Linked DNA regions of Homo sapiens: all the other regions are linked to region 1. Evidence: chromatin loops called from intact Hi-C (ENCODE). Cell type or tissue: B cell. All regions are shown on one strand.

Region 1 (8,000 bases):
AATCAAAGCATATGTCCAAAGACTTATACACAAATGTTCAAAGCAGCTTTATTTGTAAAGCAGCTTTATTTGTAATAGCCTCAAACAGGAAACAGCTCAAATGTCCATCAACAGGTGAATGGATAAACAAATTGTGGCATAGACATGCAATGGAATACTACTGTGCAAAAAGCAATGAACTGGTGGATAACTTCTGGAATGGTGGCATGAGCAGCTCTGCAAACCTTCCAGACCTTCTTTCCAGCAGAACAAGTAAAACTGCTAAAGTTATACATACATAATTATCTATTTATATTTATATTGATATCAATATAGATGTATGTTCCTGGGAATTGTCCTAAGGGCATACAGCAGATGAAGAAACATTTATTCAAGAAAACCTACTAAATTTCAATAAGAATAGTAAGAGTCTGGGACATTTGAGCTACGACTTGCTCATTCCCTGGCCCCGTGCACCTCCAGCTCAGCATGATGGAAACTCCACTCCAGGCAGATGAAGCCAAGAATGCAGGGCTCCTTCTTCTCTGAGATCCCAATCCTCTCAGCTCTGTGTTGCTGGAAAAATTTGTTAGCCACCTGCAAAAGAACAAAGTTGGAATCTTACTTTATTCCACATGCAAAAATTAACTCAAAATGGATCAAAGACCTAAATGTAAAAGCCAAAACTATAAAACTCTTAGGAGAAAACATAGGGATAAGTCTTCATGACCTTGGATTTGGCAATGTATTATTATTATTTTTTCTTTGAGACAGAGTCTTGCCCTGTTGCCCAGGCTGGAGTGCAGTGGTGCAATCTCGGTTCACTGCAACCTCCGCCTCACAGGTTCAAGCAATTCTCATGTCTCAGCCTCCCAAGTAGCTGGGACTACAGGCATGCACCACCACACCCAGCTAATTTTTGTATTTTTAGCAGAGACAGGGTTTCACCATTTTGGCCAGGCTGGTCTCGAACTCCTGATCTCAAGTTATCCACCCGCCTTGGCCTCCCAAATTGCTGGGATTATAGGCATGAGCTACCACACCTGGCCTGGCAATGTATTCTTAGAACACCAAAAGCACAATCAACAACAAGAATGGGGGAAAATATTTGCATATTATGTATTGGATAAGGAATTTGTATCTAAAATATATAAAGCATGGTTATAGGCTGGGGGCTGTGGCTCACACCTGTAATCCCAGCACTTAGGAAGGTCGAGGCAGATGGATCACTTGAGCCCAGGAGGTCAAGGCTGCAGTGAGTGGTGACCATGCCACTGCCCTCCAGCCTGACAGAGCAGAACCCTGTCTCAAAATAAATAAATAAATAAATAGAATAAAAAGAACAAGGATACCAAGAACCAAATGCAATGAAAGAACATTGACTGGATCTTGAATTCCTCCTCCATACTCCCCCAAACTCCCCAAAATAGCTGTAAAATCCATTTTGGGAAAGTTGGGAGATATAGGAATATGGGCTGGATATTAGATGATAGTATGGAATTATTGCTTTTCTTACTATTATGATTGTGGTTATGTATGAAAAATCTTTGGAGCTGCACACCAAGGTGTTGGGGGTCATTCAGTGTCATGGTACCTGTGACTGCTTTCAAATGGGTTCAATTTTTTTTTTTTTTGAGACAGTGTCTCACTCTGTCACTCTGGCTGTAGTGCAGTGGCGTGATCTCAGTTCACTGCAGCCTTGACCTCCCAGGCTCAGGTGATCCTCCTGCCTCAGCCTCCTGCGTAGCTGGGACCATCATGCGCAGCTAATTTTTGTATTTTTAGTAGAGACAGAGATTTGCCACGTTGCCCAGGCTGGTCTTGAACACCTGGGCTCAAGCAATCTGCCTGTCTCAGCCTCCCAAAGTGCTGGGATTACAGGGATGAGCCACCACCGCACCTGGCCCTAGTTCAAATTTTAAAAAATGACAAAGCAATGAATGAAATAAGGCAAAACATTAATCGTTGAGTCTAGAAGAACGTATGGGTGCTCATTTGCTTATTGTATACTTTTTTCCTTTGTATTTGAACATTTTATTTTTTAAAAAATCAGAGGGAGGCTGGGCACAGTGGCTCACGCCTGTAATCCCAGCATTTGAGAGGCTGAGGCAGGTGGATCATTTGAGGTCAGGAGTTTGAGACCAGCCTGGCCAACATGGTGAAACACCGTCTCTACCAAAAATACAAAAACTAGCTGGGCATGGTGGCATGTGCCTGTAATCCCAGCTACCTGGGAGGCTGAGGAAGGAGAATTGCTTGAGCCCGGGAGGTGGAGATTGCGGTGAGCCGAGATCATGCCACTGCACTTCAGTCTGGGTGACTGGGTGAGGTCCTGTCTCAAAAAAAAAACAATCAGAGGGAAACATGAAAAAGCAATCACCTGCTGGGTATACAACAGAGCTTCTCTGGGTTCAGGAAATGTAGAAAGAAGCCTGAAGTTGGGGGGTAGGCAGCCCAGGTGGGGCCAAAATCTGGAGCCCTCAAGCTTCCCCCTAGAAGGAAATATGCCAGGGGGATTGGCAATGGGGAGGAGCCCCTTTACCTGGCCTCAACCCATGCCAGCAAGGTGCAAATAAGTGGCTTTCTATGCATTTTCTCATTTAATCCTCACCACATCCCATGAGTCAGGTACCATTATTATCCCCATCAGTTGAGGAACCTGAGTCTAGAGTTAAATAACTGCTTAAAGATCCTTCTCCAATCTAAGGGCTGGGCCTGGGCTTCTTGGAGGCCAGGGAAGTCATAGGTTTGTGTCCCCTCAGATCAGCCTGTGGGCAGCCCGACCTAGCTCCTGCCCTGGGGGAAGAGGGGAGGCTTTCAGGAATCAGGACCTCCTCTAGGTAACCAGACCCAGAGGGAATGGGGTTGGAGTTTGAGGCAGGGGCTCTGTACCTGCCCAGACATTGAAGGTCAAGAAAGGAGGTAGGTATGGGGCAAGGAAATTCAGACAAGCTGTGTCGGCCACAGGTACCCAGGGTTGTGACTTTTCAGACCTCGTATTCTGGCACTTCTTCTGCTGTCCCCCTCCTCTCCACACCTGTCACCCTCAAGCTTATACACACAAGCTCACTCTTCCATGCCTTCGCATAGTCTGTTCCCTGAGCCTGGAATGCCCACGGCTCACAAGATGAATTACTATCATTCTTCAAGACCCAGTTCCAAGTCCCTGGCTCTGAGCTCCCTTCCCCACCCTACTTTTTTCTATTAGATTACAATTGATTCCTTGAGGGTCCCCAGGCCTGCATAGGACCTGGCCTAGAAGACAGTGAGAGTTACATTGATGGCAATGCCTCTTTTTCTTGACCCTGTGGTACTCAGCGACCCTCCTCGGCCCCGGGCTTTCTGCTGTCACAGCCTCCACATCCTGAGTGGTCACTCTCTGTGGGTCTTCTCCCCTCACATCTGGGGTCACAATTTCTTCTATGTCCCCAGCGCCTAGCATGGGGTGGCTCAGAGGTCCCACAGAGAGCGAAGGTTTGTGGTTGCATCTCTAGCGGGACTCATGTCACACCGACTGGGCACCAGGTGGCACTGTCAGCCCAAGTAAGGGTTGGGGAGCCCCAGGCCCTAAGCCTCTGGCTCTGGTACAGCTTGGCACACACAGATGGGGCGGAGTTGTCAAAGCCCCAAATTCCAGAGCTGCTTCTCCTCACCCCATCCAGTGCGCTTATGCCTGATTTTAAAGCTTAGGATGTCAGGGATGGATTGAGAGTGGGGAGTCTTCAGTCCCCAAATGCAGACAGGAATAGCAACCTTCACGAGGCCACACAGCTGAACCTAGAGAACCCAGATGAGAGGGGTCCAGGTGGGCAAGCGGCCAGCTAAGCACCAGTCATTTCCTCCAGACTCTGCCACAAAGGACTGTGTAATGGGACAGCCCCTTCCCTTCTCCGAGTCTGCATCCTTCTGCCTCATGTTGGTAGCGAGAGCTGAGAAAATGGCCAGAGTGCCGGGTTCTGGTCCTGATTCTGGTTCTCGTGTGCTGCTGTGGCCTGTGCCTACTTCCCTGAGCCTAAGGGATCCTGACTGTTAAATGGGGGCTGGACCCAAGAGCTCTGAGCTGCCAGGACTCCAGGATCCTCACTGGGTAGGAGAGGCCTGTGTGTGGGGCCAGTCAGCATCTTGGCCAAGGACAGGCTGCTCTGGGAGCTGCCAGACGGGAAACATTTTCCGGGAGCCGGAAGGGCTGGCAGAGCCCAGGGCCAGGCTGAGCAACCACAATGGATCCTTGTGTAGAGGTTTAGCTTGGACACACCCACAGGCCCAGCCCCTGGGCTGGGGTGGACCCTGCTTTCTGATCTGCTTCCAGACCCAGCTCCTGAACAACCCAACCTAGGTCTAGAGGCAGGAGCATAGGATGGGCTCATGGTCCAGCTCCAGAGTGATGCTCACAGGCTTGGTGCCAGTGTCTGAATCTCCAGCATCAGCCTTTCTGGAATACTGTTGCCTAAATAACCTTACACAAAACTCAACACCCAGCTCTCCAACCAGAAAGGAGTTCCAAGAGGGCAGGGAGCAAGTCTTCTCCTCAAGCCAACTCAGGGAGCTCGGGACAGACAGTTGGACCAGCCTGGTTTGCTGAAGATCCCTGGCTAGGTGATCCATCTGGGACACCTGGGCTCTAGTCCTGGCAGAGCCTTAGTTTCCTCTTCTGCTCATGGGAGGGAAGGAAGATTGTAATACTTGTTTAAGGGGACACAGACACTGGGGCGGGGGGGCTTCAAAAATATCTACACAACCATCCCCCACACCACCCTGCCTCAGGAAGGACTCCACCCAAACCAATCCAGGTAGACTTGACTCATCCTCCCCTCTTCCTGCTCCTCCTGTAGTCCTGCCTGAGGCTCTGTGCTGCCTCTGAAGCAGCCCTTGGGAAGCCCTTCCAGACACCATGTGGGCTGCACCAGTTTCCCCTTCTCTGGCTCCATGGGCTTGTATTCATTGCTCCTCAGGGAATGGGGTCCTGCTGGCCTAATGCTCACAGTCATCTCAGAAGCTGCTGCTGGAGTCTGTGATTTCACCCGGCTCCCGGGGGGATGCTGCATCAATCACCTCTGTGAGGTCCAGCAAACTGTCCTAAGCATGGAAGGAGATGATGCACATGAAGGCTCTGCACATAAACTCTACCGCACCATGTAAAGCCACTGTACTAGGATGAAGAGCTAATATTTACAAGATGGAATTTAAAAGAGAAATGCAAGACTTTGCACTTGGATGGAACAAAAAAAAAAAGGTTGAGGTCTTAGATGAAAGGAATGCAGTGGGACGTGGCCAGCACAAAGGTAGATTTGATGTCTGGCTGCATTAGCAGAGGCAGAAAGCCTCTGGACTCATCCAAGCCTGCTCTCACACCCTCATGCCTGTCTCCAGAAGCAGCCCCTTCAGCTCTGAGACTGCCTTTTGCACACTGAGCTAAGACCAGCCTCTCGTGACATCCCCATAGTCTCCCTTGAGGCACAAAGGGAGCTGCCCCATGGCCTTGAGATTGCCCTATTCAACTGAGAGGAGAGTGGCTCTGCTTCTTCTCTGCTCTGGGTCTGACACCACCTGGGCAGGGCCTACAGCTCTGAAGCCATGCCTAAGAAAGGGGAACAAAGGTCCACAGAAGAGCCAGTTGGGAAGTCGTGGATTCCTCCACTGGTGGGGCTGACCAGCAGCCTGGGACACCCCTCATGTTAGGGCTGTGAGAGTCTACAAATTTCTAAATTGATCTGAGAATCTGAGGTTCTGAGGCCTGAAACCACTTGGAGGTGAGAAACTCAGCAAGCCAGGAGCCATGCTTTTTGTCCATCAGCTGTTTATTTTGTGTGGCTTTATTGCTGAGTGTGGATCAATAGACTTAAAAAAGGAAGAAAGAGAGAGAGAGAAAAAAAGAAAGAAAGAAAGAGAGAAAGAGAAAAAAAGAAACTTTCAGTGGGAGGCAGGGCTCCGCTGTCCAAGGTCACTTCGGTTTATTTTTGTCACTGGGACAACTGGGAGATTGGGAGCAAGGGCAGTGCCTGGAATTTACTCCTGGTTTCCTCCTCCCTACCATGTCCTTGCATTGTCAGCCCTGGGTCCTAAACCCAACCCAGCCTGGGTAAGAACAAGAGTGCAGGCTGTAGAAGTGGGCAGACCTGGGCCAAAGTTCCTGCATTGCCATCTACCATCTGTGCGGCCTTCGGCAAACTGCTTCGCACTTCTGAATCTTTTTCTCTGATTTGTTAAACATGAGCAAAAACATCTGCCTCCAAGGCTGCTGTGGGGATTAGAAGGAAGATGTGTCACATCAGGGCCCTGGTGCATAATAGGTGCTCAGTAAATGTGAGCTCCTTTCTCCTTGCTCCTTGCTCTTTCTTTTCTTCCTTTCTTTTTTTTTTTTTTTTTTTTGAGACAGAGCCTCGCTCTGTCACCCAGGCTGGAGTGCAGTGGCTCGATCTCGGCTCACTGAAACCTCCGCCTCCCGGGTTCAAGCATTTCTCCCTCCTCAGTCTCCTGAGTAACTAGGACTGCAGGCGCCTGCCATCATACCTGGCTAATTTTTCTATTTTTGTAAAGACGGTTTTTCACCATGTTGGCCAGGCTGGTCTTGAACTCCTGACCTCAGGTGATCTGCCCACCTCAGCCTCCCAAAGTGCTGGGATTACAGGTGTGAGCCACCATGCCCAACCTTCTCCTTGCTCTTTCCTCTTTTTGGGAGACAGTGATGCAGTGAGAAGTCCTGGACTGGGCGGGGGTCAGGACACCTGGGGCTGCTGGGAAGATTTTGCTCCCTGGCTTTGTGACCTAACGCAAGTCCCTGCCCCTCTCTGATGCTTGTTTCATTAGCTGAGAAATAAGGCAGGGGTACCAGATAGTCTCTCTAGGTGCCCTTCCCTTTCACAAGCCCTACATAGGGTACTGTCTGGCTGGGTTTTACTTACCTGAACATGGTTGGTAAATGATCTGGCCTGGAAGGCAGGACCCCTACCCCTGACACACTGGGTGACCTAAAACATATCCCCTTCTCCTCTAGACCTTGGTTTTCCCATCAGTGTACTGGATTGGATGCTGTGGGCTCTGTAGCCCCTTTGGTTCTGATTATCCAGAATCTAGTGCTTCTCATGGGGTCAGGTAGGCCTAGTCAGGCCCCTGTTTCTGGACTCCCATCCATCCATGCACCTACAGCACAATCACAGGTTCTACATTCTCCAGGGCGGAATCCACTCTGTCTCCAACCTCATGGTCTTTCCTTCCACATCTTATCCGAGACTGTGATTCCATCCCCCACTCAGCCTCGGAGTGTCTCTAAGCCTTTCTTTCCTGAAATCGTGGGGTTTCCTCTGACAGGGAATCACCTTGACCCCTTCTGACTCATTTCACAAGAACAGAAAGAGTGCTTGCCTGAAGCAAGGTCCCCACATAATGGCCCACATCTAAACGTGCACCGCCTGCCTTCCCACCACCACAGAGGCTTCCCTTTCCTTGAAGTTCTGTGGAAATGCATGGAGCAGGTTGAGCTGGAGGGCCAGAGGACTTCCGTGCAGTGCACATACATGGAGAGGTCTCCAGGGCACTTAAGATTAAGATAGTCCTGCGCTTGGGCGTCCTGAGCTCGAGCCCAGGAGATAAGGCCCTCCTGGGTTGGTCTGCTCCTGGACAGCTGGCAGATGGCAGGTTCACAGCATCACACCCATTACGTGGGCTGCAAAGGTCACCTAGGGTGGTGCATGACATCATACCCACTGGCAGTGAGGCCTGTGAGCAGCGTCACTGTGGGGCTGTGCCCAGATACTGCCCTCTAGCCGGAAGAGGGCTTCCAGGGTGGAAAGGCCCAGTTCACCCTGCCAGACCTGGCAGGGGCCCGCCCCATCCTGGATCTGATTCTCCTAGAGAGGCAGCCAGGGGTGGAACTCAGAGTTCTCCTCCCCACTGGGACTGCTGTTGGCTGCCCTGCCCACCAGGAAGCAGTGGGAGGAGGCTAGGGAGGTCTTGCCAAGGAGTATCCCTAGAGGATAGGGGTCTCCTCTGGGCACCACTAGTTTGGACCCTGTTTATAATGG
Region 2 (8,000 bases), 250 kb after region 1:
GACTGTTGTGGGGTGGGGGACGGGGGGAGGGATAGCATTAGGAGATATACCTAATGCTAAATGACGAGTTACTGGGTGCAGCACACCAACATGGCACATGTATACATATGTAACAAACCTGCACGTTGTGCACATGTACCCTAAAACTTAAAGTATAATAATAATAAAATAAAAAAAAGAAAGTGGCTTCTGATCACTTGGGCCTCCTCTCACCTACTTAAATAAGATTCAATCCATGATTGGCAATAATACCCATACAGCACATAGAAGAATATTGTGAAAACGCTAAGGAAGAGCTAGTTGAGTCAGTTTTGTAAAGCACTTGGAACTCAGTAAGCCGTTAGTAAATGTCAGTTGCCTGTGTTAACCATCATTATCATTTAAGTATTTAAGTGGAAGAGAAGGGGGGAAGGACATTCTAGGCCAAGAGAATAACTTATTTGGGAACATGAAAGTGAATGTCATTTTCCAAAATGACTCAGTATAGTTGGGAAGTAGAGTATAATGCAGAGAACAGTGATGAGAGATGGTGCTAATGAGAGAGAGTTATGTTGGGACCAGATTGTAAAGAATCTTCAATGCCTGCTAAAGAATTTCTACTTTGCAAAATATACAGTGGGAGCCATTGAAAAAAATTTTGTGGAATTTTTTTTCCCTAATATGTTATTCAGGTTTTCTTTATGCTTTTTTATGAAAAATTTCCAACATACACTGAAGGAAAAAAAAAAGGCAGTATAATGACCCCCACGTACTCATTATCCAGCTTTAACCATTATCAATATGTGGCCAATGCATTGATGATTTTAAAGCAAGGCAAGAAAGACTAACATTATACCACATCCTTTACCTTTATCCTTTATCTTCACTATGTCCTGTGGAGTATGTGGTACTCCCACTTTCCCTAATTATAAATGAGAAAATCATTAACATGATAAAGTAAGTAAAAGCTCTGGGATTCTAACCCACATCCAACTGATTTCAGAGCTCAAGGTCATTCCTGTCTTGCATCTAAAGTAGAGCGTGATTCCCCGTTGAAAACAGCTGCTGATCCATCTACAGTAACAGTACCTATTGGTGCTCTTGACCCTATTCAGGATGGTAGGCTTCTCTGCCTGCAGCCACTCTCCTTCCAGAGGGTCACCAGAATCTAAGTCCACATAAATGCTCAACCTAGTCAGCTAAAGTAACTGTGCAGTTCAGTAGTTTTCAAAGTATGGTCCCAGGCCAGTGGCAAGTTGTTAGAAAATGCAGACTCTTAGGGCCCATCTTCAGCCTGCTGAATCAGAGACTCTGGGTGGGGCCCAACAATTTGTGTTACTGTTTTTTTAATCAGACTTTATTGTTTAGAGCAGTTTTAGTTCCACAGCAAAATTGAACAGAAGGTACAGAGATTTCCCTTACACTCCCTTCCCCTACATACAATTCCTCCCACTATCAACATCCCCCATCAGAGTGGCACATTTGTTGCAATTGATGAACCTACACTGACACCATCATCATCACCCCAAATTCACAGTTTACATTAGGGCTCATTCTTTGTATTGTACATTCTCAGTTTAGACAAATGTATAATGATATGTATCCACCATTGTAGTATCATACAGAATGGCCTCACTGCCCTGAAACAATCTGTGCTTTTATAAGCTCTGAAGTGATTCTCAGGCATGCTTAAAGTTGAGAACATCTGGTTTAGTTAGACCTTAGAAAATGGAAGGCAGCTCGTATCTGAAGGATCTTCCTTACCCTTAAAGGCTTACAGGGTTTTTTGCCTACCCGGAAAAGAAGAGAGGGCAAGACTGAAATACATTTGTTTTGTGCTTGTGAATTGTTAAGATAGTAAAAACTAGGATTTATTACTATTAAGTAGGGATTTGCCTTTTTAAAAAGAGTGGTTCAAATCCCTGTTGGAAGTAAATCCTTTTCATATAAGTAGTTAGGTACTACTAGTGCACCAAGTCGCCATTTTTTTCACTCTTTTATGTTAAATAATGCACATCTGTATAATTCTGGCTGACATTCTTCCAACTTAAGTGAAGAAAGATGCTTCTACATCTAAATTCAAAACTATCAACAAAAGTTCAGTATTTCTAATCAAGCTCCTTTTGTTACGGGATCTCTGGGGTGCCAGTTTTTCTGGCTAGAAACCTCTGTGGCCATGGTGCCTTTGCCCAAGTTCTTGTCCTGTGTCCTGGAAGTATGCGGTAGGCAGACAAGTGAAGGGTAAAGAAGAATTTTATTTACTGTTAAAACAGCTCAGAGGAGTGAGTAGCTCCTCTCTGTAGGCATATCGTCCCTTGGAGTGTTCAGCTCTCAGCAGAGAGGAGGCCCTGGAGAGGGTGGCTTTTGTCCACAGGCAAGTCATTGGGATGTCTCTGCAGGTCTCTGAAGCTCCCCTCTCTGCTGGCAAGTTGTCTCTGCAGCTCTCAATGGAGAGAGTACTCCTCTCTGCAGCTGGCCATCCCATCGTCTCCAGCTATTAGCAGAGAGAATACTCCTCTCTGCAACTGGTCATGCCATCCTCTCTCTACCCTATTCCTCCTCTGGCCATCCTCTGCTCTGCTCTGTCTGAGCCCAGGGCTTTTATGGACCTCAGAATGGAGGAAGTGTGTGTGGATTGGTCTATGGGCAGCCATGGGAAGGCCCAGAAGAGGCACCACCAGTCCCCACTCTAGTCTGCTGGACTGGCAGTCCAGCCCCCAGTCTTCAGGCCCTCCCTGGCCTGAAGGTGGGGCCTTACTGGGAACCCACCCTCTTCTGCCCAGGACTCTGCCTCCCATTGCTATTCAGGGCCCTGGGGCTCAGCCCCAACCCCACTAATCTGAGTGGGCTCCAGGAGAAGAGAGAGGCCAAGCAGCGGGAACAGATATCCCCAAGCCAGCAGGGACAGGGGCAGGGGGCCCTTCCCGGCCCTCCCCCAGGAGCACAGGGAGGCTTGGATCCACAGCTGCAGATTGGTCAGCTGTAGCCAGTCCCAGGAGGGTGGGGCTCCTGCCTGCTCCGTAGACCAGGAGGCCAGGGTCTGTAGGTGCAGTTTGAGCGACTGCAGTGGTACCTGGGCAGCTCCCGTCCCAACTCAGAAGGGGCAGGGCTCTGTAGCCACTGGCTCCATGGAGTGTGCAACCCCAGCAATGCTTCCCTGCTCTAGCCGGCATGATGGCAGCAGCCACTGCCATCACTTTGGTAAGGCTTTGGCAGCCATTTCGATAATCGTGTCTACTGGTGGACCCTGGGATACGTGCGTCAGTTATTATCTCATGATGAGATAATATATGTTTTATTGCTGAAGTGAAATACACCGTGGCAACAAATTCCTTCTTGAATGTCTTTATGAAGTGTTTAGAAATTTATTTGTTTGTTTGTTTGTTTTAAAGATAGGGTCTCGCTCTGTTGCCCAGGCTGGGGTGCAGTGGCACGATCATAGATCACTGCAGATTCAAACTCCTGGGCTCAAACAGTCTTCCTGCCTCAGCCTCCCAAGTAGCTGAGATCATAGGCACAAGTCACTGTACCCAGCTGGAATTTTTAAAGTAGGATTTAAGAAGCTGAGTGAATGTATAATTCCTGATTTGTAATATACTTCTATCAAAATTAAAAGTACAATGCCTTTAGTAAGAAATATCTATAATCAGAAATGATCCTGATTATGGTAAGGTCAAAAACAGAAGTACCAGCAGAACTTTGATTTTCTTTTCTTCAACTTTTCTCCTCCCTCTCACTTGCACCCATACAGCTAGCACAGAGCCTAGGCACAGTGGGTACTGTTTATATTGTACTGAGATAATAGAAACTGTGTGGGTATATGGTTCACCTTAAAATCCATGCCTTATTTTTTTTTGAGCTCATGATGCCTGTATTACCATTTGCTGAACTCAAAATACTCCAATGGTTTCCTGCCAAAATGTAATCATGTTATGATTGTCCACCAAGACCATTTCTAAGGTAGAAACCTTACATCAGAAGATGTTATATGTTTCTTTTTCTAAACAAGTTCAGGAAAAGTATGTCCTGATACAGGAAATTTATTCAGACTTAACACCAGCAGTGTCTCTGGTTATGTTACATAATTACATGGAAATCATAGTAATAATATTTGCAGTGCCTAAATTTGAAGTGCTCAATGGTGTCATCTAGTGGTGTAAGCACTATAGAAGGTGCAGCTTTATTACTCAGTGCTTTTGGGACAGAATTTGTGTATTTAAAAAAAAAAAAAAAAAGTTTAATGGAACAGCCAAACATAAGATACAATGGAAGACTTCCATTGAGGATTCTTAGATATAGTACCAACACAGAAGCAACAAAAGAAAAATAGCTGGGTGGGGCGTGGTGGCTCATGTCTGTAATCCCAGCACTTTGGGAGGCCAAGGTGGGCGGATCACGAGATCAGGAGATCGAGACCATCCTGGCTAACACGGTGAAACCCCGTCTCTACTGAAAATACAAAAAAAAAAAAAAGCCGGGTGTGGTGGCGGGCACCTGTAGTCCCAGCTACTCGGGAGGCTGCGGCAGGAGAATGGCATGAACCCAGGAGGCAGAGCTTGCAGTGAGCCGAGATCATGCCACTGCACTCCAGCCTGGGCAATAGAGCAAGACTCTGTCTCAAAAAAAAGAAAGAAAAATAGCTAAATTAGACTGCATCAAAATTTAAAACTTGTAAGCCAGATGCAGTGGTGAGTGCCTGTGGTCCCAGCTATTTAGGAGGCTGAGACAGGCGGATTACTGGAACCCAGAAGTTTGAGTCCAGCCTGGGAAACATGACAAGACCTTATCACTTTTTTTAAAAAAGTAAAACTTTTGTACATCAAAAGAAACTTTCAAGAAAGTGAAAAGACAGCCCACAAAATGGGAGAAAATATTTGCAAATCATACATATTGTAAGAATCTAGTATCCAGAATATATAAAGGATTCTTACAACCCAACAACAAAAAGACAACTTTATTTATTTATTTATTTTCTGAGACTGAGTCTTGCTCTGTCACGCAGAGCTGTATTTCAATAGCACAAACTCGGCTTACTGCAACCTCCACCTCCTGGGTACAAGCAGTTCTCCTGCCTCAGCCTGCCAAGTAGCTGGGATTACAGGCAGACGCCACTACATCAGCTAATTTTTGTATTTTTAGTAGAGACGGGGTTTCACCATTTTGGCCAGGCTGGTCTCGAACTCCTGATCTCTTGATCCGCCCACCTCAGCCTCTCAAAGTGCTGGGATTACAGGCGTGACCCACCACACCCAACCTGACAACCTAATTTAAAAATGAGTTAAGGACTTGAGTAGGCTTTTCACCAAAGAAGATATACAAATGGCCAAATAAGCACATGAAAAGTTGCTCAACATAGTCATTAGAGAAATGCAAATCAAAACTACAAAGATATACCGTTCCTAATCACTAATATGGCTTTCATAATTTAAAAAAAAAATACCAAAATACAAAAGAATAAGTGTTGGCAAGGGTGTGGAGAATTTGAACCCTCATACATTGCTAGTAGAAAGGTAAAATGTTGCAGTCACTGGAAAACAGTTTGACAGTTCCTCAAAATTAAACATAGAGTTATCATATGACCGAGCAATTCCATTCCTGGGTATATTCCCAAGAGAAATGGAAACAGGTGCTCAAACAAAACCTTGTACACAAATGTTCATAGCAGCATTATTTATTTATTTTTTAACTTTGCAGCATTATTTATAATAGTCAAAAAATGGGGAAAAGGCAAATTTATATCACCTGATTAATAAACAAAATGTGGTACAACTGAATATTATTAAGCTGTAAAAAGGAATGAAGTACTGATAAATCAATGAGCCTTGAAAATATTATGCTGGGCAACAGAAGCCAGGCACCAAAAGTCATATATTATATGATTTGATTTATATGAAATATCCAGAGTAGGCAAATCCATAGAGGTAGAAAGCAGACTAGTGGTTGCCAGGGGCTGGGGGAAGGAAGGGATGGAGAATGACCACTTAACAGGTACAGTGTTTTTGGAGAAGTGGTGGAAATGTTCTGGAATTAGATAATGGAAATTGTTAAACAACTTTGTCAGTGTACTAAAAGCCACTGAGTTGTACACTTTAAAATTATTAAAATGGTGACTTATATTGGGTGAATTTTACCTCAATTTTTACCTCTACTGATTGGCAAGACTTCAGAACCTTGATTATTATTAATTATTATTATTATATTTTTCCATAGTTATTGCTAGTGTATATGTCATATGTATATTCTGTTTTTTTAACCTAAAATTATTTGATACATACTTGTCATCTATACAGTTTCCACGGTTTTTATTTTGGTGACAGTACACATCATAGCTTAATCATTCCTCAAATGTTCAGTGATTTTCTCTCCTTTTTTTTTATTTCAAAGATCCCTGTTACAAAATGTTTAAGGAAATAAGAATGTTTCCAACCCTTCATAGATATTACACTGGGTTTTCTTCCCCAAAGCAGTATCTCTGAGTCACTTTTCTTTTTTTAATATTTCTATTGTGTTTTTTCTGTCACTGCTGTTCAGTAAATATACATATACCAATGTATAATCCTACCAATAATGGATTGGGGGAAAACGGAGATTATTGTAGAGTGTCTACTCTTTTCCAGGCACTGCACCTGCATCCTTTCACGTTTATTATTTCACTTAACTCCTACACCTAAGCAGATGAGCAAAGATCAGAACCCACGCATTTTGTCTCTAAGTTGTGTCCTGTTTTCCCACAGCTTTACCAATATTGGATCTTACCTCTTTTAGTTCCTGTTTATTAGAGAGATTCAACATTTTCTCAAGTGATTGTTAACTGTTCATATTTACTTACAATCTGTATCTTTTGTCCATTTATTATTAATAATAAATTTTAAACTGAACATACCTACTTTTCTCATAGGCAGAAGATATCATATGTCAAGGCTTTACTGTAATTTTTTTTCTTTTATTTACTCCTCTATTACAGGCTCTTGATGGAAATGTGTATGATCATCTCAAGGATTATTTAATAGCCTTCAGCCGGACTGAGCTAGAAACATGCCAAGCTGTGCAGAACACATTCCAGTTTTTATTAGAAAACTCCAGCAAGGTAAGTTACCTTTAGTGCAACGTGTAGTGTTATCCAACTTAGAAGCTAAAGTATTTCTGCATACAAAGAAAATGAAGGTACTAGTGATATTAGAAGAATGCATTAACGAACAAATTTCCTGGTAACAGCATTCCTTCTAACAAAGTTGGAGGAGATTCTGTTCTCCTTGTTGATGAGTTGAAGATGGCACCAAGGGCAAAAAGAGAGGTGCTGATACAAGGTAGCTTAGAACATTGGCCCATTGCCATGTGCATTGCCTTTGAGAAGGGTTTAAACAGTTTTGTATTCTACTCAGAGTTTAAATGCACTCTGCTCACATGGGGGAAACAACAGGTCATGTGTCAGTACAAAGAGTACTAAAAGAGCACGAAGGGAAAAGGAGCGTTTTGTAATTGATATAAAAACAACAGTGTCTTGGGTTTTTTTCAAATTAAGCCCTACTATCTATATGCTGTCATTCTTTGACAGCAGTCGTTTCATTTAAAAGTGTTGAGATCCATCAGGTTTGCTGACATGTCACATTGTATGCAGAGAAAATAAATGCAATGACTTTTCTTCAAGATTTGATAGATTAAAATGTTTTGCAGTCGTGAAACTATCCTTTGGAAGATAAATTGTTCCTGTGGTTGGCAAATGTTTTTTATCTGATAAATTAAATTCACAATAAATGTTTCCTGACTAAAGGAATGCATTTTTTAAAAATACGCATTTCATAACTGCTACTTTAAAAGATCCAGTTCAATTTTTTTTTTTTGTCAGGGAGAGTGAGAACTGGCTAATACTTTTAGGAGAGGGATCAGGATATCCATTTTCACATGACAGTGTCCAAAGACAGGAAAGAAAAGCACAGACTCTTCATCCTGAATGCCTCTTGTATATATATTCTTGTTTTCACTGTACCAGAGCTCTCAATTCTGTGTTTATAAAAGTGTTA
Region 3 (8,000 bases), 53 kb after region 1:
ATACAAAAAATTAGCCAGGCACGGTGGCACATGCCTGTAGTCCCAGCTACTGGGGAGGCTAAGGCAGGAGAATCGCTTGAACCCGGGAGATGGAGGTTGCAGTGAGCTGAGATCACACCACTACACTCCAGCCTGGGCAACAGAGCGAGACTCTGTCTCAAAAAGAAAATAAAAATAAAAAGAAATTATAGCCTGACTTATTCTTTAAAGAGTAACCTGTGGGTTGAAACGTGAAATTAATCTCAAAGATAAACTGCTCCAGTGATGCTACAGAATCTTTCACCACGGTTAGTAGTCCTAGGTACCTTCCATCTTTCTGTATGTTGGTAATGATTCTCCTCGTGATTGCTGGATAGTTTCTGCAACTCCAAGTACTATATTTTCATATAACAACTTCAGGTGGAAGAAGAGGAGAGCAGGACAATTTCTCCTTATGCAAATTTTTCCTACCTTTCTCCCTCCTTCCCCCATCTCTGTTTCCTTCCTTTTTTCTTTTGTTCCACCAGGGAAGAAATTTTTTACCAGAAATTAACTCAACAGACTTTCCCTTATATTTCATTATCTGTGTTTGCGTCATATGCTTGAACATGCCTAGCTGCAGAGGAGGCTGGAAATGTGATCTTCTTGGAGGTAGGTCCTTGCCAACAAACAAAAAAGGTAGTGGTGGCAGTAATGTAGCTTTTGCCACATTATTGTTTTGCCTGATTTGCTGCAGGGACCCATTTCCAGTTTACTCCTAGAGGTTCCCATAAAAGTATTAAAAAATGCATTGGAGTTAGATTATGAGGGCTATCACTGGAACTCCAGTTGTCCCAAGCTGACTGGTAATTAGAGACTCCATAGAAATTATTTGTATTCCCTCTTCCCAATTCCTTTTGAATTAAGTATGTCAGGTTAGGAGTAGGTTTTTGTATTTTGGCCTCTTAGGATTCTCCTCCCAATCTTACCACTTCAGTCTTCTGATAATTTGGAGAAATGGTGGTCAAAGGGCCCGCAGGCAATTGTGTTCTCAGTGAACCTTTTTTTTTTTTTTTTTTGAGATGGTCTTATTCTGTTGCCCAGGCTGGAGTACAGTGGTGTGATCTCACAACGCCTGGCTAATTTTTTGTATTTTTAGTAGAGACGGTGCTTCACTATGTTGGCCAGGCTGGTCTCAAACTCTTGACCTTGACCTCAGGTGATTCCCACCCCCGCCCCCCAACCCAAAGTGTTGGGATTACAGCTTGAGCCACTGCACCCAGCTGTGAACTTCTTTTTACTTCTCAGGTGAAGGCATTAGTGAAGTGCCTAAATTTAAAGGAGGGAAGGCCATATAAAGAGTTTTAATCACCCTTAGCTGAATAATTTGCCCCTTAATAATTGATGATTGGCAATTTACTCTTGAGAGTATCAAGTCTGAAGCTGTTTATCTGAGGAGGCCTGTAAGTTGATGGTTTTCTTTGTAAATTCTCCAGATGTTCATTTGAGCCCCACAGATGCCATTCTATGTTGTTGGTATCAGTCTTCAGGGGTGATCTGATGCATAAGCAGGGGTTAGTTTTGTAAGTCTGGCTCGTGTTCTTGGCTTTTCAGTAACTAATTAGGGATCTAGGCACAGAAACTTGTAACCCTGTCCTTTGTCCCACTGCTGCAGATGTTCTGTCAGTGTTGATCGGGAGTAATTTATGGAACCTTAGCTGGTATTTTTGTTAATTTCATTTTGTTAGGTCCTTTCAATATTCCTTGATCGTGCTTTGTTTTAACATTCCATTTGATCTTTTTGGCATTCATGTGGGAATCCTTTGTCATCCAGATGTTTTCTGTTTTGTGAGCTTGGAAATAATCCCAATTTAATAAGAAAATGTTATTTCTGGTGTTATGAAAAGTGTTACCATGTCTGTGGTTCCACAGAAACAAGTTGGAGTATATATTATATATGTCTCCTGATTGTATTTTAGTGATAATTGTTTTTCCTCTTACTGGTGATTGGAGGATGGGAGCAAGGGACAGAGACTCTTTTTGTTGTTTGCTTTTGAGACAGAGTCTTATTCCATCCCAGGCTGGAGCACAGTGGTGCAATCTCGGCTCACTGCAACCTCTGCCTCCCGTGTTCCAGCAATTCTTGTGCCTTGGCCTCCTGAGTAGCTAGGATTACAGGTGTGCAACACGATGCTCGGCAAATTTTTTTATTTTTCATAAAGATAGGGTTTTGCCATGTTGGTCAGGCTGGTCTTGGACTTCTGACCTCAAGTGATCCACCTGCCTTGGCCTCCCAAAGTGCTGGGATTACAGACGTGAGCCACTGCACCCAGTCTAAGCTTTTTATTGTATGTTCTTTTTTGTGTATTTTGAATTTTAAACTATGTGAATATTATGCTCAAAACTAAAATTTAATGATTCAGTAATATTGGTAAACATTTTATTGCATGTCTGTTAAGCATAACAGATATTTAACAGATATTATAAAAGTTCGTATTAGTTGATGCTAAAATGCCATTTTTGGCTTTTAATTAGTTTTTAGTGAAGCTATTTTCATTATTAATAGACTTTAAAATTTATTTCTAATATGTACAAGTATTAAGAATACTTGATTTACAAACTTTTCTTCATAAAGTGATTGGTTTCCAGTTGGTTGTAGCACAAAGTTGGGAAAACAAGCTTTATGTACTACTGTATTCCTTTCTTTCTGTATTGTGGAATTTTTTTTTTTTTTTTTTTTTTTTTTTTTTTAAGATGGAATCTTGCCCTGTTGCCCAGGCTGGAGTGCAGTGGCGTGATCTCAGCTCACTGCAACCTCTGCCTCCCAGGTTCAAGCGATTCTCCTGCCTCAGCCTCCCAAGTAGCTGGGATTACTGGTACCCATGACTATGCCTGGCTAATTTTTGTATTTTTAGTAGAGATGGGATTTCACCATGTTGGCCAGCCTGGTCTCGAACTTCTGACCTTGTGATCCGCCCACCTCGGCCTCCCAAAGTGCTGGGATTACAGGTGTGAGCCACCGCACCTGGCCGTGGAATTCTTTTGTCTTGAAACAAGCAAACATATTAGATAGAGTCTTGCCTAATGTCAAATTTCATTTTAGCTGCCTTTATCCAAAGGTTTTATATCATAGCCATCAATTAAAACATTGTTTCTGTTGTGAAATGTAGTTTTGCATTAGCCAGCTCTCTCCATGGAAGAATGGTTTGCTCTGTTTTACTAAAAGAAGTGTTTTATATAATAGTTTTTCTTAGTTACATTGAATCAATTGAAATTGTTAGTATTCCATTTTCTTTCTTTCTTTTTTCTTTTTCTTTTTGCATTTGTTAGCTATTCCTCTGTTTTTAAAGTGGTCATTCTAAGATATGACATTGTGTTTTTTTTTGTCTTGAGACAGGGTCTCTGTTGTCTGGGCTAGGTTATAGTGGTGCGGTCATGGCTCACTGCAGCCTTAACCCCTTGAGCTCAAACAGTCCTCTTGCCTCAGCCTCCTGAGTAGCTCAGACTACAGATGTGTGCCACTATGCCTGGCTAATTTTTTAAATTCTTAGTAGAGACAGGGTCTTACTATGTCTCCCAGGCATCATTGAACTGTGGAGCTCAAGCAGTCCCCCTTCTTTGGCCTCCCAAAGTGCTGGGATTATAGGCATGAGCCACCACACTCGATCTACACCATGCATTCTTAATTTATCACTGTCTACTTAGAGTTAATATTGTACCATTCCACATACGACCTTACAATGGTCTAATTACAGTTATTCCATCCCAGACTTTGTGCTGCTTATAAACCTCGTAATATAATGTTAGTTTTCTTTAAACAGGTATCTTTTAAAAAGATTAAGAGAAGGAAAAAAGTCTTATATTTACTAATCCTGACTCTTCTTTCCTTCCTGAAACCAACATACAGGTTTGAGTTTCCATCTGTTATCATTTTCTTTCAGCTTAAGGAACTTCCTTCAGCATTTCTGGTGCAATTCTGCAGCTTTTGACACTTCTCTTAGCTTTCATATGTCTGAAAATGTCTTTATTTCACCCTCACTTTGGGAAGATATTTTTGCTGGATATAGAATTCTGAGTTGGTCACTCCAGTGTCTTCTGGCTTTCATTATTTCTGATGAGAAGTTAGCTCTTACTTATAGACTTGTTCACATCTATGGAATGTGCTTTCCCTTGCTCTAATAGCTTTTTTCTCTTTATCTTTGGTTTCCTACAGTTTGAGTGTAATGTGACTAGTATAGTGTCTGTAATTATCTTGTTTGGGGTTCATCATTCAATGGTTGATGCTTTTCATGAAACCTGGGAAACTTCTGGCCATTGTTTCCTTTTTTTTTTTTTGAGACAGAGTCTCACTCTGTTGCCCAGGCTGGAGTGCAGTGGCGTAATCTCAGCTCACTGCAACCTCCGCCCCCTTGGTTCAAGTGATTCTCCTGCCTCAGCCTCCTGAGTAGCTGGGATTAGAGGCACACGCCATCATGCCCAGCTAATTTTTGTATTTTCAGTAGAGGCGGGGTTTCACCATGTTGGCCAGGCTGGTCTCGAACTCCTGACCTCTGGTGATCCACCTACCTTGGCCTCCCAAAGTGCTGGGATTACAGGTGTGAGCCACTGCGCCTGGCCCATTATTTCTTCAAATATTTTTTTTCTGCCCCATTCTCTCTCTTCTTTTTTTAAAATTATTATTATTATACTTTAAGTTCTAGGGTACATGTGCACAATGTGCAGGTTTGTTATATATGTATACATGTGCCATATTAGTGTGCTGCACCCATTAACTCGTCATTTACATTAGGTATGTCTCCTAATGTTATCCCTTCCCCGTCCCCCCATCCCACAATAGGCCCTGGTGTGTGATGTTCCCCATCCTGTGTCCAGGTGTTCTCATTGTTCAATTCCCATCCATGAGTGAGAACATGCGGTGTTTGGTTTTCTGTCCTTGCAATAGTTTGCTCAGAGTGATGGTTTCCAGCTTCATCCATGTCCCTACAAAGGACGTGAACGCATCCTTTTTTATGGCTGCATAGTATTCCATGGTGTGTATGTGCCACATTTTCTTAATCCAGTCTATCATTGATGGACATTTGGGTTGCCATATGCAGAAAGCTGAAACTGGATCCCTTTCTTACACCTTATACAATATTAAGGCCTGTTCATGACAAATTTAAACTTTAATTTTATGATAAGATTATCTCTTTTCAGGTAACTCAGTTTGACCACCTTGTTTTGATTTATAGTGGATCAAGGGCTGAAAGGCAAAGAAGTTTAAAGATTCCCTTTTAAGTAAGAGTCAGTTGGCCAGCACCTGTAACTAGAGAAAAGGCAGCTCTGTTTAGACTGCATTTGATCAGTCTGAGAGGTGATATACTCTCCAGCCTCTGTGATGTTTTGAAGTGGTGGAGGGGGATGGTTATGCAATTAAGAAGATCGTATAGTTTATTCAAATTCCTGAATATTGCCATTATAGTGTGATGACATTGTCTTTGAAATATTTTGAATTCCCAGAATTAAACATAGCTTATTCAAATATAGATGCCAAGAACGCATTATAAAAGCAAGAGTCACCTGTGCACTTTACATTACAGATGCCTAGGCCCTATTCCTAAGATTCTGCGTTGGTAGATTTTGGGAGAGGCCTGCGCATATATAAAAAGCCATAGCATATGATTCTCATTTGTAATTAAGGATGAGCGCTACTTTTCCAGGAGTTACCACCGTTTAATATGCATTGTTTGATATGCATTTCAGATACTTTTCCTGACCTCAGGGATTCCAGGAAATACTGGCTTGGCTAGGAGATACTGCAGGAGAGGTGGAATTCCAAGATGTATAAAATTATCAATTGGATAGTCAACATTGAATTTGTCATAGGTCAAAAATGTCAGTGAAATAATTGGTGATTTAACACATTTATTTTATTGTGTACCCCAATAGATGATAGATAAAGAGAGTGGCGGTTTGGCTTGTTTATAAAGTGTTTTTCTCCCTTCTTTAATGTATATATAGTTCATGTTAATTAATTACAGATTTATCCTTCACCTATGTATCTTTTAAAATTAATTATTTTGTGGTTTTTTTTGATGGGACAAGGAAGGATGAGGTTCCTTACAGTTGTATAAATGTTCAATGATTAAGATAAACTATGTGTACTCTAAATGTAACTGCGTTGTAGAGTATGAAAACATTCAGCAATGAGACTAAATGACATTTACTTAATCTGCATATCTTGTAGATTCTTTGTAAATGTAGTAGAACAGCCACACTATAAAGCTATTGTTTGTGCTCTTTTGAAAAATATAATCCACTTTGGGATGGCAAATTCATTCTTTATGAATTTCACAGAGTCCAATAGAGACTTTTTTTCTAAGTGTCTAATAAGTACCATCTCCAAGGCATCTGAGTAATATATATCCTAAATCTTGCCATGCCTTCATTGGACTGTATTAATTCTCTTAATAAACTGTCCCCTTCTTTTTCCCTCATTAACACTAGTTTTCTACTTTTGCCTATTTGATTTAACAAAGGAAATTTAAGTCTCTATTCCTTAGCCATGCATCTCTACTTCAGGCCATTTCTTACAAGTAGCCATTCCTGTGTTCTGAAGAGCAGATCAAGAAAGAAGATGGTTAAGTGGTGTTACCTTTGTGCAGGATAGTGCAGTCTGCCACTGAGGGGATGCCTGTATACCTGCTTTCCTGGTGGGGTGGTTTTCTCTGGGGCTATCAGGGTGCATTCAGCTGCAGCAGAGTCTATGTCTTGATGTTTCTTCTGGTAGTCTGAGTCTCTAATACGGGGAAGTTTTTGTACTTGTAAGAGGTTGGAGTCAGTTATTATCAGCGTCATTATTTTTCTTTGATGAAAACATAAAATTTGAATCACTTTCTTATTGATTTGGCTTTGAGCTACATTTTTTTTTTTTGCCTTTTAAGTTAGCAACAACAACAAAAAACTCTGGTATTAAAGAAAACCTAAAGGAGAAAACCCCACTATCCTAAACAGATAACTGTTTCTTACTTGGTTTTGCTTTATGTTTGTCTATATTGATTATGTGTGTTTTTACATAGTTGCAGTCATATTGTAGATAGCATTTTGTGTTCAATTTTTTAATGAAACATTATATCCTAAGTACTTTTCAGGTTAAGTACTATCATAATTATAACTGTGTGGTTTTCCAAGTGTATTTCCTAGACCAGTGGTATCAACACCATCTGGAACTTGTTAAAAATGCAGTTTTGTAGGCTTATCCCTAATCTCCTGCATCAGGAACTCTGAGAGTGGAGCCCAGCAATCCATGTTTTAATAATCACTTTTAGGTGATTCTCATATATATTAAAGTTTGTGGACCACTGTTATAAATTATAGCTATTGTTTACAGTGGCATTTTTATTGTTTACTTACCTTACCTTACAATATCTAAGGATGTAGACTTTTTTTTTTTTTGGCCCTTAACAATTACTGATTCTTTGTTAAGACTTTATTGTCTTAAGCTTTACAGGTTGATTTTCTGTTTATAAAATGTTAAACATCTATTATTTCATTTAAATCTTAGCAACCCAAGAGGCAGATATCATTATTTGTATAGGTGAGGGAACTTAAGCACAGAAGGATTTACTAATTTGTCTAAGATCACAACTTTTAATTTTTTATTCTTTTAAAGTTATATATTTATAATGCTTTATGAGGCCTTTTCTGGTATCCTCCCTTCTCTTTTTCCTTTTTAAGTGTCCTTCATCTGTGTAGAGTGGGAATAATGGACTATCTGGTTTACTAGGGTGTAACAAAACAGTATTTGAAATATGAGATGGGGATAAAATTGCATTTACCAGAGCTCCTTCTGGGATAAGTATGAGAGGAATAAGCAGAAGCAAATAATCTTCTTGGGAGGTGTGTGTGTGCGTGCATGCGTGTGTGTGTGTGTGTGTATGTGTATGTGTATAAGAGAGAGAGTGAGACCCCAAAGGGTATGCTTAATTGCTTTTTAAGGAAGTTGAGTAAATTAGGAATACATTTTTATAGGATATGCAAGTTTGGAGACAGAGCTAAATTGC

The links. Hi-C counts contacts between places; a loop is a spot of excess contacts. Peaks named below come from ENCODE experiments on the same cell type or tissue, not always from the same donor. Only the 100,000 strongest peaks of a DNase experiment are listed, where the experiment ranks them.
Region 2: a loop joins it to region 1, with 23 times the contacts of the local background. A loop is called at or near these places in 73 of 110 quality-filtered maps.
Region 3: it touches region 1 in a loop (2.8-fold over the local background); 2 of 110 quality-filtered maps call a loop at or near these places.

What each region holds. Positions count from the first base shown.
Region 1 is chr11:73,173,748-73,181,747 of GRCh38, reverse strand. The region is part of intron 1 of IUR1 (imatinib upregulated ABL suppressing lncRNA 1); the gene reads left to right. Among named protein-coding and RNA genes, the nearest start is that of IUR1, 5.2 kb to the left of the region's middle. RefSeq lists an enhancer at 3,648-3,697. In B cell, CTCF peaks have their summits at 3,298 and 3,498 (motif pointing right); DNase peaks (open chromatin) are centred at 3,507, 4,152 and 5,513; H3K4me3 peaks cover 716 bases; H3K27ac peaks cover 1,485 bases.
Region 2 is chr11:72,920,894-72,928,893 of GRCh38, reverse strand. It overlaps FCHSD2 (FCH and double SH3 domains 2), which reads left to right. Exons shown (of 20, transcript NM_014824.3): 9 at 6,944-7,066. Among named protein-coding and RNA genes, the nearest start is that of ATG16L2, 110 kb to the right of the region's middle. In B cell, a CTCF peak has its summit at 4,113 (motif pointing left); a DNase peak (open chromatin) is centred at 4,113; H3K27ac peaks cover 7,124 bases.
Region 3 is chr11:73,121,049-73,129,048 of GRCh38, reverse strand. The region is part of intron 2 of FCHSD2 (FCH and double SH3 domains 2); the gene reads left to right. Among named protein-coding and RNA genes, the nearest start is that of FCHSD2, 17 kb to the left of the region's middle. In B cell, no CTCF peak of the experiment used is centred here; no DNase peak of the experiment used is centred here; H3K27ac peaks cover 5,752 bases.